Linked DNA regions of Mus musculus: region 1 is linked to region 2. A link is a loop called in an ENCODE intact Hi-C map of the cell type or tissue named here. Cell type or tissue: heart. All regions are shown on one strand. Each heading gives the region's core, and the rest is flanking DNA. Links, peaks and the distances in the headings are about the cores only.

What was found. Peaks named below come from ENCODE experiments on the same cell type or tissue, not always from the same donor. Only the 100,000 strongest peaks of a DNase experiment are listed, where the experiment ranks them.
Region 1: it touches region 2 in a loop (4-fold over the local background); 8 of 42 quality-filtered maps call a loop at or near these places.

Annotation. Positions count from the first base shown.
Region 1 is chr3:94,655,949-94,661,325 of GRCm38, reverse strand. Tuft1 (tuftelin 1) reads left to right here and starts at 2,454. Exons shown (of 13, transcript NM_011656.3): 1 at 2,454-2,601. The coding sequence starts at 2,542. It also overlaps the pseudogene BC021767. In heart, for the core only: no CTCF peak of the experiment used is centred there; DNase peaks (open chromatin) are centred at 1,865 and 2,465; H3K4me3 peaks cover 1,302 bases; H3K27ac peaks cover 248 bases.
Region 2 is chr3:94,749,479-94,754,855 of GRCm38, reverse strand. It overlaps the pseudogene Gm15264. Among named protein-coding and RNA genes, the nearest start is that of Gm52626, 6.1 kb to the left of the region's middle. In heart, for the core only: no CTCF peak of the experiment used is centred there; no DNase peak of the experiment used is centred there.

The DNA of each region.
Region 1 (5,377 bases), core at 269-5,268, 94 kb after region 2:
TGGGTCCAGGAGATCGTGTGTCTTTCTTTTCCATCCCTGCCTTGCTGCTTTACTCTCAGTGCCTTACCAGTGTGAGATGGATGAGGATGCTATTCTTGCCTTTTATAAACCTGCACATTCATACCTCTCCAAAGACCAGCCTTTCCTCATTGGGGGCCCTCAGCCTGTCCTCCTACCCCAGTGACTGAGCAGCTACAGGCTGCTCTGCCAAGCAGCCCCTGGGAGAAGGGCTTTGAAAGGCCTGGTAAGGTGGTGGGGACTGGTTCTGCCCAGGGTTTCCATCTTCCTTGCCCTCTGTGACTGAGGATGCTACCATAAGGTGGTTGTACCTGGGAACCATGGCAACTGTTGATACAGGTTCTAAAGTTCAAACATCTAGTCCCTGTGGCCTCCTTATGGCTTCTCGGATGTGCCCAGCTTCTGTGGGAACCAACAGATCCTTGCTTTTCTCAAGAAGTGGGCCCTGTTTCAGAGCCTCGCCTGGGGTTGGAAGCTGACTCTCAGTAGAGATGGGAAGGGGTCATGGAGAATATATTCCTCCTTTGAGTTTTGGGGCATGCCAAGCTCTTGTGGGTGAAGGTAATGGGGATGGTTTGCCTCTTATCTCCAAAGTAAGTTCTGGTCTCATCAATGACTTCTATATCATGATTTAAAAGAAGATATTCTGCAGATCAGATATTTTCTCCCAATCCAGCCTTGGTTTAATTTTAAATTAAATATTAAAAATGGCATATCTATATGAAATTCTTGTCTTCATTTTTCTGGTTAATTTGAAGGCCTACTCCAAAAGTTTTTTTTTCTTTTCTCTCTTTTTTTTAACGTGTGTGTGTGTGTGTGTGTGTGTGTGTGTGTGTGTGTACACATGTGAATACTACATTTGTAGAGGTCAGAAAACAACTTTTGAGATAGAACATCTTTTCTCATTTTCCACAGTGTGAATCCTGGGATTGAACACAAGTGGTCAGGAGGCTTGGCCACAGGCACCTTTCCCTGCCAAGTAGATCCTATTCCAAGAGTCCTTGAAACTGTACATTAAAATGAGGCTTTAGCTCATTTTTTAGAGGTCTCTTGTGGCTGATCAGGCATCTAGGAAACAGACTACTTGTAGTAGAACCATCCTGTCCTAAGAAGCTCTGGGAATAGCTTATACAGAGTGCTGTATGAGTTACTTGTCTGCTGCTGTAATAGAAAACAACAGTCAAGACAGGTTAAATAAAGAGGTGTGTATTTGAGCCTACAGTTCCAGAGGGGTAAGAGGTCATCGCCATCATGGTAGAAAGGTGATAGCTGAGATCTCAAACCACAAGCAGGAAGCAGAGAGCAAAGTAGGAATGGTGGGAGTCTTTGAACTCTCAAAGCCTGCCCCAGTGACTTGGTTGTCCAGCGAAACTACATTTCCGCAATCCCCCAATTAGTACCTCCAACTGGAAACCAGGTATTCAAATGACCGAGCCTGGTGGGGGGGGGGGGGGCTTTCCCAGTCAAAGAACCACAAATGCCTTTTTTGAGGATAGAGAAAGGACCAGAATTGAGTTTTTCTCCTATTCTGGTCACTGATGTCCCTAGTGATTATCTTCCAGGTATAGACAGAGCTTTGTATCCATTCATCACTGGCAAGTGACTCAGAGTCCAGTCTAGTCCCCGCCCACCTCGTTTCCCCACACCCACCCTAACACTTTAAGGACCTAGATGTTCACCAAAACGAATTGCTACCTCTAGTGGTACTGCCTATTCAATCGGATTAGACCTTACACACCGCGCCTGCTGTCCCTGTGACCATCACACAGTGAGATAGCCTTCTACCAGAGGTCAGCCCTCAAGATCCCAGCCTAAGCTTGGGAAGCAACTGCCTTTGGTGCCACTAAGACTCTTTCTCTAGGGTGCAAATTCCTTTTAAGGTCATGTGTCCCGCCTCTCCCTACCATATAAGTCTAGTTTCTGCAAAGCAAGCCCCACCCAGAGCTTAGCTGGCTTTGACTTCGACCTGGGCTACTTGCCAGGAAAAAGCACCTGCCAGACTGGCTTAGACTAGTCCGAGTGAGCTGGTCTTTGGTGCCTGCCTTTCTACCTGTGTGGTAGAACTCTGAGGAAAGATGTACTCAGCTCTAAAAAGCCTACAGGCTGGCTTACATTTCAGGAAAGACCACAGAAGCTTGTGCAAGCCCCAACTCAGACGACCAGACCGATTCTTTCCCGCACCGAACCTGGAAAACTGAAAGGAAAAAGACCAATGAGATACCACAAGATACCTTGTCGTACCCTTAGTAAAATTCCTAAGCGGTCACCCGACCTTCACTCCCAAGCCTCACCTTTACGTAAATCGTCCATAGCACGGGTAGGCGAGTCCTGAAGCCTCTTGGCACCGCCCACCTCTCGCTTCCGCTCTACCTCATTGATAAATACCGCCCTGGGCGTGGCCCATCTTCAGCCCCGCCCCCGACGCGCCTATACTAGGGGGCGGTTCCGCGCGCGCACCCGCCTGCCGGCCTAGTTTCCCCGGGACCTCGGAGTTGAGGAAGCTCATACGACCTCCGCGTGAAGATGAACGGGACGCGGAACTGGTGTACCTTGGTGGACGTGCACCCGGAGAGCCAGACCGCGGTAGGTCGTCACCTTCACCCCGCCTTCCCACTCAGGCACAGTGGCTTTCCAGCTCCGCCGCTCGCGTGCCTCAGGCTCAGGTAGCCCATTTCACCTGACGCCGGGCTCAGTGCGGTCAGCCCCGCGTCGCTCCGTGGGCTTTTTCCTTTGCCCTGTGGCGGACTGTGGAGTGGGAAGCACAGGACGAAACACTGGCAGCTCCAGGGCTGGGGAGGTCCTGTCCTTGGCGCGGACACTGTAGCCCCGGCTCGGGCATGGGGCGCGTTACTCAGGCGTCTCGTGGGCAGCTAGATTGGGTCGTGGAAGACGCTCGAGGGACCGGATCCCTGCGCTGTTTCGGACGTTGCGCCGGCCCAGGTGGGTTACGCCTTTTCGCGTTTCCCGATGGCCTCAGAACCCCTTCAAAGACTTCTGTGATGGCGATCCTTTTACTAGGAAAGGGGGCAGAGGGTCGAATCCTAGGAGAGAGGGGAGAGCATGAGTGGGCGGGATAGGTCTCAGACAACTACGGAATTGGTACCAGATTCTACCTTTCGCCCAGAGGATTTATGGAGCTCTCCGCTCGACGGTCACCTCTTTTGGATTTCTCCTTTTTTTTTTTTTTTAAATCTTGCTTTTCTGGTCCCCAACCCCCTTTCAGCCAGCCAGTAGCTTCCTTGGTTTTGCTTTCATGTCCAGATGCCAAGTCCCTGTAGGGGAATAAGGGGATGCTGCGGAACTCCAGTGGAGAACTGAACCCACCTGGAGTGGGTTAGGGAGAGAGAGGGGGCATTCTCCAGTGCAATCCAGTCTGCCCTGCTCCCTTTATGCCCTCCTCACTCCCTCACTCCCTTTATGCCACCCTCAACTGACCACATATTTTTTTTTCTCTCCAGAGGGAAAGGCCTGTAATTTGATGCTGCATGTTTCTAGTCGTTGCTGGGGGATCCAAATACTCCATAGATCTGTGCTAATTAATTTATTTCCAAGTTGTTGTGGAGAATGAAATGAGAGCCAAAGTGATGGGGAGTTTGCGCCCCCACCCCCCCCATCTGATTCCTATGCGCCTGCCTGTCTCAGCATGTCCTTGAGGCAAAGCTAACCCAGCTACAGCTGGATTATGGCTCTTCAAAGAATTGTTGTAGAATGGGTGCTCATTTGAAGTTCAGAGTACAGCTGATCATTGAAGTCTGTTCACTGTCTCCTTCGACATTTTTGCCTAGAAATATGGAGGTTTCTTTCACATTACAAGTTTTGACATTGCCCAAAGCCCAGCCCACCCCCCAGCCTACCCCAGGTAAGAGAGGTTGACCAAATCAGATAAACAAAACCAAAGTCCAGCCAACAACTAGTCATATCCTATTGTCCCAGCCTCAAGTGCTCCATGCTCTTGGTGCTTTGGAATGGTTGAGTCAGGGAAAGAACATGGAATGAATAAAAGGGGTCATGGGCTTTAAAAAAAAAGAAAGAGGAAGAAGAATCATTTATTGTATTTTTATGCATACACTGTAGCTGTCCTCAAACACATCAGAAGAAGGCGTCAGATCCCATTACATATGGTTGTAAGCCACCATGTGTTTGCTGGGAATTGAACTCAGAACCTCTGGAAGAGCAGACAGTTCTCTTAACCACTGAGCCATCTCTCTAGACCCATGAGCTTCTTTTAGACGTAGAAAAAAGACCCACCTCATATAGAAGAAGGATCTTTAAAACCACAATCCTGGCAGTACAGAGAAGGATATGTCACCCGTTGCTGTCCCTTGATGCTTTTCTTTCTTGTTTGTTGGGACAGAAAGCAGAGGTAGAAAATAGCAATATGTCAGAGGGGAGACAGACTAGACTTGTGACTTATTTTATGGCTGGGCGGTGGTGGCGCACACCTTTAATCCCAGCACTTGGGAGGCAGAGGCAGGTGGATTTCTGAGTTTGAGGCCAGCCTGGTCTACAGAGTGAGTTCCAGGACAGCCAAGGCTACACAGAGAAACCATGTCTTGGGAAAAAAACAAAAGAGGGAGATAGAGAGACTTATTTTATTATAAAGCCAGGAGTGAAATAACCCTTGCCTGGTTTACTCTTGGAGACATTCCTGGGCTCATGAGGAAGGGCAGAGAGTAAACAATCAGTCAGTCAGGAGGCAGGCTTTGTCCTGGATTCTTCTCCTCTGAGCCAACCTGTAAATAAAATTTATGGCTCTGGACAGTCCCTGGGAACCTGTCATGTCGTCAGTCATGTACTCATACCATTGAGCATGCTCAGTGAGGGTGCAAAAGCTGTGAGCAAGGAAACGATTCAACTGATTTATGTGGTGCTGGGAGTTGAACCCAGGTCTTTGGCCACACCAGACAAGCATTTGTCTAACTGAGCTACATCCCCAACTCTATCTTTGTTTATTGGGAGTGCCTTTTTCTTCCGTAATCAGCTGTTTTTATTCCTGTTACTAAGAAACAAACAAAAACATAGTGGAAAAGCTGGGCATAGTGGTAAAAGCCTTTAATCCCAGAACTTGGAGGGCAGAAGTTGATGGATCTCTGTGAGTTTGAGGCTAGCCTGGTCTACATAGTAAATTTCGGGCCAGCCATGACTACATAGGAAGACTTTATTTCAAAACAAAAACCTTAGTGGAGGAGAAATAGCATTTAAAAAAAATAATAACTAACATGCCAGAGCGATGGCGAGGATAGTCTTTCTGACAAAAGCTTTGTGTCAGCTGTATGTATGTTTAATGGGATTAAAGGTGCAAACCACCTTATCTGGTTGTAAAGTGTATTTTAATGTCAAAAGTATTTGTTTAAAAGTG
Region 2 (5,377 bases), core at 111-5,110:
AGGATGACATGCTCCAGAGCAAAGCCAGATGTCACCAGTGGGGGACCGTGGAGGCAGTGTATAAAGGAGCACATGGCCACATGGAGTCTGCGTGGGTGACCTCTGCCTGCCTTCTCCTTCGCTCCCTCATTTTCTCCCTCCCTTTGACTTTTTTGTTGTTGTAGTTTTGTTTTGTTTTTTGAGACAGGGTTTCTCTGTGAAGCCCTGACTGTCCTGGCACTCACTTTGTAGACCAGGCTGGCCTGGAACTCAGAAATCCGCCTGACTCTGCCTCCCGAGTGCTGGGATTAAAGGCGTGCGCCACCACGCCCGGCTTTCCTTTGACTTTTTTTTTTTTTTTTTTTTTTTTTAAGATTTATTTATTACATGTAAGTACACTGTAGCTGTCTTCAGACACACCAGAAGAGGGTGTCAGATCTCGTTACAGATGGTTGTGAGCCACCATGTGGTTGCTGGGATTTGAACTCTGGACCTTCAGAAGAGCAATCGGGTGCTCCTACCCACTGAGCCATCTCACCAGCCCCTCCTTTGACTTTTTAAAGGGAAAGAATATATGTTAGAGGGATAGAGAGATGGCCCAGTTGTTCTAGGCACTAGTTACTGTTACAGAGAGACCCTGGTATGATTTTCTGCATCCACATAGTAGCTAACAACCATCCACAATTTCATTTCCAGGAGATCAGGTACCCTTTTTTAACCTCCATGGGCACCAAGCGTGTATGTGGTATACATATATACATGTGCCGTACATATTAAATAAACAAATAATATAATGTAAAGAATACTTGTACATAGTGTGTATTTATTTTTTGGCATTTTGAGACAAGATCTCCTGTACCCCAAGCTAACATTAAACACCTGCTCCCTCTCTACCTCCCAAGTGCTCAGATTTCAGCATGGGCCACCATGCCACACACATCCTGCTCTTGTACATGATTTTAAAAACAAAACTAATATCAAATGTTTTTTGAAGGAATGTATGTGTTCTCTACTTCTAAGTTCTGCTACATGGAAGTGGCCACTTTGAAATCTTGGCTGTTTGTTCTGGTGCAAACCTCTGTTTCTAAATAAAATACTTATAGTAGCGTGTTTCTTTTCTCTTTTGAAAATTGCAGTTGTTTACTTGGGGGCAGTAGCACAGGCATGCCACGCACATGTGTAGAAGTCAAAAGACACGTCAGGGAAGTCCATTCTCTCCTACCACGTGAGTCATGGCATCAGGTCTAGCAGCAGACACCTTTTTTACTGCTCCATTTAGTTAGTTCCTATTCCTCTCCTTCCTCTCCTCCCCTTTTCATCAGTTCTTGTATTGAGGCTGTCTCACACCCAATGTTGATATCTTTAAACTTCTGATTTTCCTGCCTTCTCCTGATTCCTAAGGTTGCAACCATTTGACAATGTGGCTGATTTATGTGGTGGTGCAGGTCAAAACTAGAACTTTGGGCATGGCAGGCAAGCCTCTAATTGAGCTATACCCCAGCCCAGTCCACACCTATTCTCCACTGGGGAAACAGGAAGCATGGAGAATTGAATCTGGGGCCTCATGCATGCTAAGGAGGTGTTCTACTGCAGAGCTGTGCCTTCTGTTTTAGCTTTGTTTTTGTCAGTTCTAGGCAGTCATTGGCTCCTATTGTAGGAATTAGAGGAAGGTTAATATCCCCTCCCTTTTTTTAAAATTTTTTTTATTTTTTACAAATTCCTTTCTTGTGACTGCAGTGTAATCAGAATTTTTAGTTAACCCATGATCCCCATTAATAGGATTGTGCTTGACAGCATGAATCTGGGGCTGTTAGGTTGCTTGCCTGGCATCCACTAGCCCTGGATTGGATCAGACTGTGCAAACTGGGTGTAGTGGCACATGCCTGTAATCCCAGCAGTCAGAAGATTAGTCAGGGAGTTCAAGGCCAGTGTGGGATACATGAGAACTTGTCTCAAAATAAATTAATAATTAAAAGTAAAGAAAAAAAGCTGCATAACTGTGAGTCTGACTAAATGCTTTGCCAGAGCACTTTGATAACTAATTTCTTCATTCTCAGTTTCCTCATATGTAAGAGGAGACAATAATCATGCCTTCTCATAAGATCATTATGAGGATTAAGTAAGATAATATGCAGGCAACATTAAACACAGTGTTTGGCACGGGGTTAGTGCTCAGATGTTAGTTTTATTCTCTGTTTGCCACTGGTGTACTCTGGATTGTCCTAACTGGATCTGGGCACCCAAGCCTAGGGTGGAGGAAATCTGAGGATGCTGTGTGTCAGTACGGTTATATGTAGAGGGCAGATGCTGACATCAGGATGTCTTTCTCAGTCTCTGGGGATCTATACTCTGGTTATCATCATGCTTGTATAGCAAGCACTTTACCCACTGCCTGGTCTTTATCTCTACCTACCCCCACCCCACCTGAGGCAATGTCTCACATTGTACCAAGGCTAGCCTAGAGCTCATGTTGCCCAGAATGGCCACAGATTTGCTGTGATCCTCCTGCCTCAATCTCCAAAATGCAAGGATTGTAAGCATGTGTCACTACGCCTGTCCTGACTTTGGTCAATTTTTATTCCTTCTCATATTGGCATTTGTTTATTCTTATCTGCTTATTCCCCTTTCCCTGATATTACAGGACCTGTAATATCTGCCAGTGGGGCACCGTGGGGAGATCCAGGATGGATTGCTGAGTGACCTTTGCTAGTCAAGAGGGCTGATTTTTCACAGTGACGTTGATGGTTAATGGACCCTCTCCTCTTCTCTTCCCTTCCCTTCCCTTCCTTCCTTCCTTCCTTCCTTCCTTCCTTCCTTTTTTTTCCCTTCCCTTCCCTTCCCTTCCCTTCCCTTCCCTTCCCCTTCTCCTTCCCCTTCCTTCCTTCCTTCCTTCCTTCCTTCCTTCCTTCCTTCCTTCCTTCCTTCGTGTAGAATAAAGAATAGAGTTTATTCAGGGCATGGGGGGAATTAAGAGGATAATAGAGGCAGAGAAAGGCGGGTGGTGGTGGTGGTGGTACAGGCTGGCCAAGGGCCAAGAGTATGCAGTGAGGGGGGGGGGCAGGGAGTGGGGACAGAGGGAGCAGGAAGGCAGGAGAAAGAGCAAAAGCAAGAGCTCTCTTCTTTCTCTTGAAGCCAAAGCATGGCAGACTCTGGGCTCTCTGCATCATTTAATGTTACCCTTATCCTTATTTACAACACTTTTTCCAACCTTCACTTCCTCCCTTCCCTCCCCTCCCCTCCCCTCCCCTCCCTCCCCTCCCCTCCCCTCCCCTCCCCTCCTTTCCTCTCCTCTCCTCTCTCTCCTGTAGGAAGCCAACTCTAAGATGCTGCCAGTTTCCGGTGTGCCTTTGTGGTAAATAACAGCACTGGGCTGGTGCTAGCCTGAATCTGGCGCCAACCCCTCCAGAGTGGGTGCATGCAAATTTGATGCTGGCAGACTGACCAATCCCAGGGGGCCACGGAGCCTTCTCCTGTGCTGGGGTGCATATAAGCAGTTCTCCCTGGGTGCCCAGGGGCCCCCGTAGCAGCATCTTCTGACCGTGTTGTGTCTTCCTTGCTGGCTGAGGTGGGCGCAACAACTGGTGGCCCGTATGGGGACCTGAGGACAACGAGCATATGAGCAAGAGAAAGAAAAAGGGTGAGAAAGAAAAAGGAAAAGAAAAGGGAGGAAAATTAAAAGGAATCAGTCATAAAGAAAAGAAAACAATGAAGATATATCCCTCTTTAAAGGATTTAAATTTATCAAGCTTTGCTTCCAGTGACTCAGAACTTAGCAAAGATGATGAAGCTGACCTAGAGGAAGAGGCAGCTCGGTATGAGAGGGAAAGATATGACCCGGATTGGTCATATAGAACCAAGCCAATGAAAAGGGGGGCATCGGCTAATAAAAGAACAAAATCGAAAGTGCCAACAGCTCCACCTTAAAACCCTGATTACACAGGAAAAAAGGAGTCCTCTAGTGCTGTTAGACTAGGTACCTCCTTCTGTCCAGAGGTGTGGAAAGAAATAGGATTAACCTTTCCGGTTTTTGTTGATAGACAAGGGCAGCAGTATCATGAGCCAGTGGATTTTAAAACTATCAAGCAACTGGCTGAGTCAGTCCGTACCTACAGTGTGAGTGCAGCCTTTGTAGTTGCACAGGTTGAGGTGCTTGCTAGATATTGCCTCACCCCGGGGGACTGGAATAATATTGCTCAGGCTTGTTTGTCGTCCGGACAGTATTTAGACTGGAGGTCCTTGTACTATGAATATGCAAACAGTCAGGCAGCAGCAAATTTGGCCACAGGACAAGATCCCCAGAGACATTGCGATGCAGATATGCTCCTGGGTCTGGGGCGCTTTGCATTAGATCAGACAAATTATCCTGAAGCAGTCTATACCCAAATAAAAGAGGTAGCTACCAAAGCCTGGAAGGCATTGCCGAACAAAGGCACAGCCTCAGGCAATCTTACGAAAATCTTGCAGGGTCCCACAGAACCATTTTCAGATTTTGTAGCACGCCTCGTTGAAGCAGCCACTAGAATTTTTGGAGACCCTGATACAGCTATGCCTTTGATGAAGCAGCTAGTATATGAGCAATGTACTAAAGAATGCAGGGCAGCCATAACACCCTATAAACATAAAGGCTTAGAGGTATGGATGAAAGTCTGTCGAGAACTTGGGGGCCCGCTGACCAATGTGGGCCTAGCAGCGGCTGTAGTGCAATTAGGCAAATCCAATAATGATGCTTGTTATAAGTGTGGCCAAAAAGGACATTTTAGAAGACAATGCCCCGAAAATGAGAAAAGGACTCCATTAGATAAACCTAGGCAGCCAGGATTATGTCATAAATGTAGAAAGGGAAAATATTGGGCTAATGAATGCAGATTAACAAAAGATATAGAGGGTCGACCCCTACAGACAGGATATGGTGGCGCCAGGCCAAAAAACAGACAACGGGGCCCACGTCCCCAGGGCCCTCAAATATATGGGGCTCTTCAGAAAGCGTCTCTCCGTCATCCGAGAGACCATGGAGAGCCACTGCGGGTTCCGCAGGATTGGACCTCCACTCCACCACCAGACTCGTACTAACCCCACAGATGGGGGTGCAACCCATTGATACAGATTTTAAAGGCCCCCTTCCAAAAGACACCGTGGGGCTGCTGCTTGGACGTTCATCGTCTGCCTTAAAAGGATTACAAATTACCCCTGGAGTGATTGATCCAGATTATATGGGGGTTGTGAAAATCTTAGTGGCATCCTCCATTGACATTTCAGCTATCTCTCCCCAGGAGATAGAATTGCTCAATTATTACTGTTGCCAAGATTACATAAATATTTCTCAGCTGATAATAAAATACGAGGAGAGAATGGACTACGTTCTACAGGTTCTCGATTTTCTTTCTTATCTATGGAATTA